Linked DNA regions of Homo sapiens: region 1 is linked to region 2. A link is a contact called in ENCODE Hi-C or POLR2A ChIA-PET data. All regions are on one chromosome and are shown on one strand. Each heading gives the region's core, a stretch centred on a gene start or an enhancer-like site at or near the end of the contact. The rest is flanking DNA. Distances are from core to core; before and after follow the strand shown. Region 1 overlaps LOC105378412 (a long non-coding RNA gene). Region 2 overlaps PAPSS2 (3'-phosphoadenosine 5'-phosphosulfate synthase 2).

Region 1 (4,236 bases), core at 1,330-3,829, 130 kb after region 2:
TCAAAGGATCAGGGTATATGAAGATTTTATAGCCTAGATTTAAAATCTCTTTCTATTTCTGCTGTACTCAGTTTCCCAGTTCAATAAGTGTGCATTTATAGACATTCCACAGGAGAGGAATGACATTATTAGAGTTCAATGAACACTAATGGCAAGGATTTTTGAAGAAACATTTTATTTGTAGTGATACCTGCCCTTACAGCAGGGCATGAGGGGCCACTGTCCCAGCCTTTCCTCTCCAGCCTCCCCACCCCCTCCACTTTGAAGCACCTTTCTTGAAATTCTTTTTTTCTTTTTTTTCCCTAACATATTCAATTTATCCAACTGATCCTTGAAATTTTCTAAGTCCCTGTCAGTCTGCAATTCAGACCGGGACCCACTTGGCCACATCTCCATTTTCTCCTCTGTGGAATGATCTCTGGCTCTCCAGCCCTCTGCCCCATATGTGTGAGGTCAACCAGATGCCCCAGGAGCTCTGGGGCTTAACCTATGAAGCTTTCCTAGGGGCCTGTGGCCTGGGCCCAATTTCAGAGAGGTGGCCTGAATTGCTCCTGCCTGGGTTCTTTCATGAAGTCATGCCAGAAGGGACCCAGGATTGCTAGAATAGTACTGGGGAACTAAAAAGACAAACAAAAAAACCACAAGTGTTTTTAACAGCCTCACTGAAGTATAATTCAGATAGCATACAATTCATCCATTTAAAGTGTACATCAAATAGTTTATATCAAAAATATTTACCAGGCCTTGCGTCTTCCAGAGGTGTCCTTGCTTATAGATGAGAAATGTTGAAATGAGTGCGCAAGTTGAGGCAAAACGGCTTTTTCCAGGAGTAAGAAAGAAAAGTTGGGTGAGAGGAAGGAGAAGATTGAAAAACTACCTATCAGGTACTATGCTTATTACCTGGGTGATGAAATAATCACACCAAACCCGTTGACACAAAATTTACCTATGTCACAAACCTGCACATGTACCCACCGAACCGAAAATAAAAGTTGGAAAGAAAAAAATAAAATAAAGAGAAGTCAATTGAACCTCTACCAGACAAGACAGAATCTGTGTCTACAGACAGGAATTATATTACATTGTTATCAATTATCTACAAATTACAAAGTTGTTAAAATTGCTCCCATACATTCCGAATCATACAACCTAGAGGGGTTATCCTTTAGAGTGTAGAACACTTTCAGCACACTTTGATTCTTTGTCAGCCTTTCCTTGTAATATTGATGATAGTAATTACAACTGAGTGCCTGCTGTGTACAGGCAATGCACTAAATGCTTCAAAAACATTATTTCATGTAATTCTTAGAAGAGCTTTATGAAGTAAGTATAATCATCCTCATTTTACAGATGATAAAACTATGTTCCCTCATGTGACAATGATGGGAGTGTTGCCTTCTCTCTTTGGGAACATAAGGACCAGATGAGAGCACTAGCTTGATGGCAAGGTCAGCTTAAAACACCCCAAGAAATGTGTTTCAAAATTCACTGCAGGTAAAACTGTCAGGGCTATATATTGAGTTTCATGGGCCTTATGTTCTCAGAGGGAAGACAACACTCCTATCATTGTCAATCCAGCAAGTGGCACAGAATTCACAGCCAGGTCGAATGCCAAAGCCCTTGCTCTTATCCTGGGATCTTCTCCTTGGGCTACTTTGTCCCTCTAAGTAAGTCTGCTACTGGGGGTTCAGCTTTACCCAAAATCATGACTACAGGCCGGGCATGGTGGCTCATGCCTGTAATCCCAGCACTTTGGGAGGCCAAAGCAAGAGAATCACTTGAGCCCAGAAGATCAAGACCAGCCTAAGCAACATAGGAAGACCTCGTCTCTACAAAAAATTTAAAAATTGGCTGGGTATGCTGATATGTGCCTGTAGTCCCAGTTACTCAGGAGGCTGAGGTGGGAGTATCACTTGAGCCCAGGAGGTCCAGGTTGCAGTGAGCTGTGATAACCAGTGTACTCTAGCCTGTGTGACACAGCAAGACTCTGTCTCCAAAAAAAAAAAAAAAAAAAAAAGCAAGCAAGCAAGAATGAAAAAAAAGTTAGTGACTACAGGATATTCAAGAGCCCTAAGCCAGTCCCACCATCTCCAGCCATTCATGCCTGTCTTGGTAACTGGGCTCCTGGCTTATTGCCTATGATCACATCATGGCCTTGTCCCCATTTTCAGGCAAGGCACCCTATGTAGTTCCCCACTCACTCTCTCCTGTTGTTGTCCCACCCATACCTCTATTCCTGCTTCAGGGACATCAGCTGATGTATCAGCCCATTTAGAACTCAGGGGGCTCATTCTTTCTATCTTCAATTTTTCAGGGACTCAAGTTTTGTCCATTTGCCTTCTCCTGCGCTTACCTGCTGGCCTGGGCTTCCTCCTTGTATGTAGTATGGGATTTTCCTCTAGGCATGTGCTTGTTCCAGGCCTGGCAACCCTCCTTCCAAAAAAGCCCTTCTTCTCAGACTCTCCTGTATTAAAATTCAAATGTAGATATTTCTTAGTTACTATCCTTCTCTCCTCAAAAGCACAGTAATCTCATGCCAAATGCCACGCTCAGGTATCTGCTTCTACTGTCTCTCCTATTGCTGCCAGCCAAGACTTGTAGGGAGAGGAAAGGGAAGGGGCAGGAAGTAACAATGCCCTTTATTCTCTGTTTTGCTGACTTCTTGCTCTCCTCAGCAGGAGGCCCCAGTGGTAACACATGGTTAGATCCATTGCGTTGAGTGATATTATACTACAGGAAGGAACGGTTATCTGTGTACAAAACATGGGCAGGTATGTAATTTCATGTCCTGTGAAACAATAGGAATAGAGCTTAAGAGTAAATCTTGGAATTTTCTCAGTTCTGGAAACTTCTATTTAGCCAATTGAATCCAGCCAAATGTTTCCTGGCTCAGGTCCCACTCACCCAGTGGGTGAAAAGCCTCTTGAATTCCTAACTACTTCTCAGCTCACAGGCAGAACTCTTTTGTAGGCCTGATCAATAAAGAAACCACATCTTTGTCAGGAAAGCCAGCCCCTGTCAAATTCTTCTGAGCTTTCTAGCTGGGTGAGAAATGATCCTTTCCGGGACCCTCAGTTTAAATGATTCCTCCTCTCTTTATGCTTCATACAACTTTGTTGCTGGGCTATAATACTTGTTAAAGTCTGTTTTCCTTCACGGTTGTTTATTTACTCTTCACTAGATTGTGAGTTCCTGCCTTACTCATTTTTATATTCCTGGGAAGCCTAATCCAGCGTAATAACTAGGGTCATGAATGAACTGGAGCTCTGAAATACAGAATACTGGCAAGAATAAGAAAAAGGCAAGGTCAATACAGACACCATTTAGACCTAGTCACTGGCATTTCTATAAGAACTATGGATTCTGAGATAACACAGGAAATCTGTGATACAGTTTAAAGAATTGTTTTGGAAGAGGCAGCACACAGTCCAAATTCTTGGAGCTCAACTCATGATTTCTGCAATCCATGTCTTTTTTAAAAGTAGTTTTACAATTAGGGAAGAATATGGAGTCACTTAGATTAGCTTTCTGTATGCAAAAGAAGGACAATAAGTACTATAGTGTTTGTTAAAACGTATTTTTCTTATATTTGAATCACTTATTTTATATTAAGGGTATTTTTTAAAAGTTCTTATTTAGGAATTCAGAAGGATCTAATAGTCAATGTCTATCTACATACTCAGTTGGAACCCATCGTTATTATTAATACACTTGATTCTTAAATTTGTACCAAGACAATGACATAAGATCTCACTTGCATGTGCTGTCCTCCAAAGAGTGGTAGATGCACATTTTACAATGTAGATTAAAAAACTCCCAAGGAAAACTTCATCTAAAGCAACTTTTATGCCCGCAGGTGCCCGGGAGAAACAAATGCAAATATTTCCTAGACAATGTGCCCTCAGACGAGGCCTCAGGCAACTCCCAGAGAAAGCACAACATATCTGGGCTCACAACTTTGAAAAAAATAATCAAGAAACATTCAAGAAAATCAGCTACCATAAATGAGAGACAGTAGAAAGAACAAATGATAAAAACACCCCCATAAGGACTTCACGTATTAGAATCACTGGATAAAACATTTAATATCCTAGCAGAAATAGAAGTGATGACAAAAGAATAAGAAGTTATACAAATGATCAGTTTCGAAAAAGAATCAAATGGAACTTCTAAAACTGAAAAATACAGAGGTTGACCTAAAAAAAGGAATAGAAGCATCAAAGATCAGAATAGCCC
Region 2 (4,062 bases), core at 1,322-3,821:
ATGATTCCACTTATATGAGGTATCTAAATTTCTATGAATTCTAGTCGAATTCATAGAAACAGAGAGTGCAATGGTAGTTACCACGGGCTGGAGGAAGGATGGTAGTTACCAGGAGCTGGAGGAAAGAAGAAGAGGGGAGTTGTTTTTGTTTTTGTTTGAGGCAGGTCTCACTCTGTCACCAGGCTGGCATGCAGTAGCTCACTGCAGCCTCTACCTCCGGGGCTTATGCAGTTCTCCCACCTCAACCTCCCAAGTAGCTGGGACTACAAGCATGCCACCACACCTGGCTAATTTTAAAATTTTTTTTTTGTAGAGACAGGTTCTCACTATGATAACCAGATAGGTCTCAACTCCTGGGCTCAAGCAATCCTCCAACTTCGGCCTTCCAAAGTGTTGGGATTACAAGCGTGAGCCACCATGCCTGACCGCGGGAGTTGTTTAATGGGTGTAGAGTTTCCATTTTGCAAGATGACAAAGTTCTGGAGATTTGGTTCACAACAATGTGAATATGCTTAACATTACTGAGTTGCACACTTACAAGAAGGTTAAGATGATAATTTTTATGTTCTGTTTTTTACCTTAATTTTTTTTTTTAGAGGAACCACCGTTTTTTAACTCACTGAGGATTTATTTCACTGAGGTTAGAAGCAATCACTTTTCTATTCCCAGTCTCAGCTGAAAATGTGACTTCAGGAAAGGGTGGGTGTGAAGAGCACCTGGAGACCTGCAGAAGAACCATCTTCATAGTGTCCCACACATTAGATGGCCCAACTCTGGCCCCCTTTGGTTGTGTCTATCTCATAAAGGCAAGGAGACCCTTGGTGGGAAGACCCACCCAGAGTCATCACCTACTCTTTTGATCATAATCAGGGTACCCAGAACTCTAGAATTTCCTGCCCAATCAACTCTGAGCTTGCTGCTAGGCCTGGGAGAGCTTCATCTCCCAACCTGTCTTTCCAGGGTGGACCACACACTCAGAGCAGCCCTACTTCTGAGGGCGGGCCAAGCAGGGAGGGTCTGCAGAGGTTGTGGAGAGAGCTCAGCCATGCAGCCTGGGGTGCCCACAAATCAATCCAGAGGACCCACATAGCATAGGAAGAGGCCAAGCATAGAAGGAGAAGGGAGAGTTGGTGAAAGGCCAAGGGCCAACTCTCCACACACTACCATATTCTGATGCAGAACCCAGAAGTCTATATTTGAACCTGGCTTTCCAGTTTGTGATTAAGGCATAGTTGTCAAAGTAGAAGGATCAAACACATTTTATTTAGCAGTTTGTTAGTTACACATGTAACTTTTAAATATGATGTATGGCTCTCCATTTGTATTCTTGCTCTGGGCCCCACAAATGTTAGGGGTAAGCCAGGGTTGAAGAATGGTGAAACTAATGAAAAAGAAAAACATGGTCGGGCATGGTGGCTCACTCCTGTAATCCCAGTACTTTGAGAGGCTGAGGTGGGTGGATCATGAAGTCAGGAGTTCAAGACCAGCCTGGCCAATATGGTGAAACCCTGTCTCTACTAAAAATATAAAAAATAGCCAGGCCTGGTGGCGGGCACCTGTAATCCCAGCTACTCAGGAGGTTGAGGCAGGAGAATCACTTGAACCTGGGAGGCGGAGGTTGCAGTGAGCCGGGGTCTCGCCACTGCACTCCAGCCTGGGCAACAGAGTAAGACTCTGTCTCAAAAAAAAAAAAAAAAAAAAAAGAAAGAAAGAAAAGAAAAACATGGCAACCTTTGTTTTTTTTCTATAAGTTTAAATATTTTCCATCTGGTATTGAAGTATAATCAATTACAGAGCTGTGTCTCTCCTAGTCACTGACACAAATACTTACAGCCAATCTCATTCCTCAGTCAAACATGTAATGGTTTTACAATCCTCCCCCTAATCAAACCCCAAGTACCTTTCACCACTTTCCAAATACAACTTGGTTACCTGAAATGTTAGCAGAGAAGAGGGAGGCAAGAGTGAGTGAGAGAAAGCTGATTTGAAACACCTAGTAGGAAGACACGAAGATAGTGATGGTGGACCTGGTTCACAGTCCCCATTATGGCCAGATATTGGGGTTTACCATGACCTGCATTCCAGAGAGGTTCAGGGAGTGGGGGATTGGGATAGAGCAGTGGCTCTAAACAGAGGCTGATTTAGTCACTCCTGGTGACATTTGACAATATCTGAAGATAATTTTGATTGTGATGACTGAAGTGCTATTGGCATCTGGTGAACAGAGGCTAGGGATGCTACTAAATATCCTACATTGCACAGAACTGCCCTCTCAGTGAAGAATTATCTAGTCCAATATGTCAACAGTGCTGAGGCTGAGAAACCCTGCGGTAGACAGAAGGCAATTATGCAAGGTTTTCGGTTGTGTTTTCATGGCCTCTTTTCTAAACTCTGTGCTCAGTCAGATAATTCAACAAGAACATTTTCAAATATCCATACCTATACATCTACTTTCTCCTCATTGCTTAGAGTTGGACACAGCACAATTTTGAGAACTGACCTCCAAACCCCTGAGGATGCAGTAATTTATTCTGGACACTAGGGGTCCACCGTATATTGCTCTATCTATTGGTGAAGGGGGCATCAAACCGAATTCATCCACCATCCAGCCTAAAAACCTGTCTGTTTGAAGAGAGATGTTAAAACTATGTGTTTGGCATTTCTGGGATGGGGAGGGACAAGGGGCATCTCTATCCCTAAGGTGGTCCAATTATCGCCAGAACTGTGTCCAGCTGTCAGGAAGGGAGATCCAGAGGCTCTGCTTAATTTCCCAGGGCTTTGTGGCCTAGAAGTCCCCACCCCCTTCCAAGCTTCCTGCCAAAGACAGCAGGGGGGCCACAGCTAGAGGATTTGCAGAACTAGATGCGCCAAAAGGAATGGGGAGCAGGCTTCAGGAGCCCAGTGAAGTAGCAAATAGGGAATTGGGCTCAAAATTACACACAAGAATGCATAAAGGAGAGGATAAGCTCAACCACTAGCGTAAAGACTAAGAAAGCTATGATAAATAGGCTCAAAGAGGCCAAGGAGAGGAAGACTCAAAAGAAACAATCTGGAGATGAGGGAATGCACTAATTGGAAAGGGAGGAGCAGCTGAGGGTGGGAAGGTGAAAAAGAATGCAAAAAGGGAGCAGAGAGAAGGGAAAGAAACCAGAAAGAAGGAAGGAAATGGTGGATTCAGCAAGATAAGGTCATGATGAAAGGGTGCAGAGAACAGAATCAAAGAGAAGAAAAACTAATGCCTACAAGAGGAGAATACATACATATATATATATATATATATATATATATATATATATATATATACACACACATTCATTTCTGTGCTATCAGTCATAGTCACAGAATCTGGGGCTTTAAGGAACCTGGAGGTAATGTAGATTTAATGTCCTCATTTTCAGAAGAGAAGGCAGTTTTACAGAGGGGAAGTGGCAGAGTTCAAGTGCACAGAGCTTTCTTACCAAAGCCAAGACCCAAATCTCAGACTCCTGCAAACCAGATTCTTCTCATCACTGCACCCACTGCCTCTCATCAGTGGCCCCCATATTGACATTTCAGCTTCACCTGTCACAGGTATGAAAGGGGCAAGTCCAAATTACTCTGGGAGGACAAAGAAGGGGCACTCAGTTATGCTCATGTGTCATAGGAGTCAGTGCTGACTTCTGAAAGGAGGTAATAAGGTCCGGAGGCAGAGGTGGAAGAAACAGTGTGCCAGGTTGAAGGATGAGTATGTGCAAAAGTCAGAGAGCGCATGATCGAATGACCAGCTCTGGAAGGACTGGACGAGGGAGTGTGTTGGCTGGTGGTGGCAAGAGGCTTTGCGGTAAATTGTATCTTAATAAAGGGGTTTCCAAAGAAAAGTTGAATAATTCACTCTAGCTAAAGAGTGGGAGATTATGGGGGAGTAAGACAAGAGAGAGGAAAGAATTGAAATGTCCTGACCCAAGATGGAATAGAAGAGGAGTGAATGAATTCAAGCAATAACTGAAAGCTACATTTGGCAGGACGTGGTGACTGAATGGACAAGGGGAGAAGAGAGAAGCAAGAATGGCATCCAGGTTTTGG

Evidence for each region. A loop is a pair of places that touch in the nucleus more often than their neighbours do. ChIA-PET counts read pairs that join two places held with the same protein, here RNA polymerase II (POLR2A). Pooled maps may share reads with other maps.
Region 1: a loop to region 2 is called in a map of ascending aorta, with 3 times the contacts of the local background. The contact joins two enhancer-like sites. A Hi-C loop is called at or near these places in 1 of 168 maps with a recorded cell type or tissue (ascending aorta) and 1 of 50 pooled maps. POLR2A ChIA-PET finds 5 or more read pairs at or near these places in 3 of 52 experiments (OCI-LY7, activated CD8-positive, alpha-beta memory T cell and activated naive CD4-positive, alpha-beta T cell).

Annotation. Positions count from the first base shown.
Region 1 is chr10:87,604,529-87,608,764 of GRCh38, reverse strand. It overlaps LOC105378412 (a long non-coding RNA gene), which reads right to left. Exons shown (of 3, transcript XR_946171.2): 2 at 2,354-2,464; 3 at 27-817. Among named protein-coding and RNA genes, the nearest start is that of PAPSS2, 53 kb to the left of the region's middle. Within about 2 kb of position 2,579, at least 2 of the 41 ENCODE cell types and tissues checked have a DNase peak (open chromatin) inside an H3K27ac peak, as active enhancers do.
Region 2 is chr10:87,733,905-87,737,966 of GRCh38, reverse strand. The region is part of intron 9 of PAPSS2 (3'-phosphoadenosine 5'-phosphosulfate synthase 2); the gene reads right to left. Among named protein-coding and RNA genes, the nearest start is that of PAPSS2, 76 kb to the right of the region's middle. Within about 2 kb of position 2,571, at least 3 of the 41 ENCODE cell types and tissues checked have a DNase peak (open chromatin) inside an H3K27ac peak, as active enhancers do.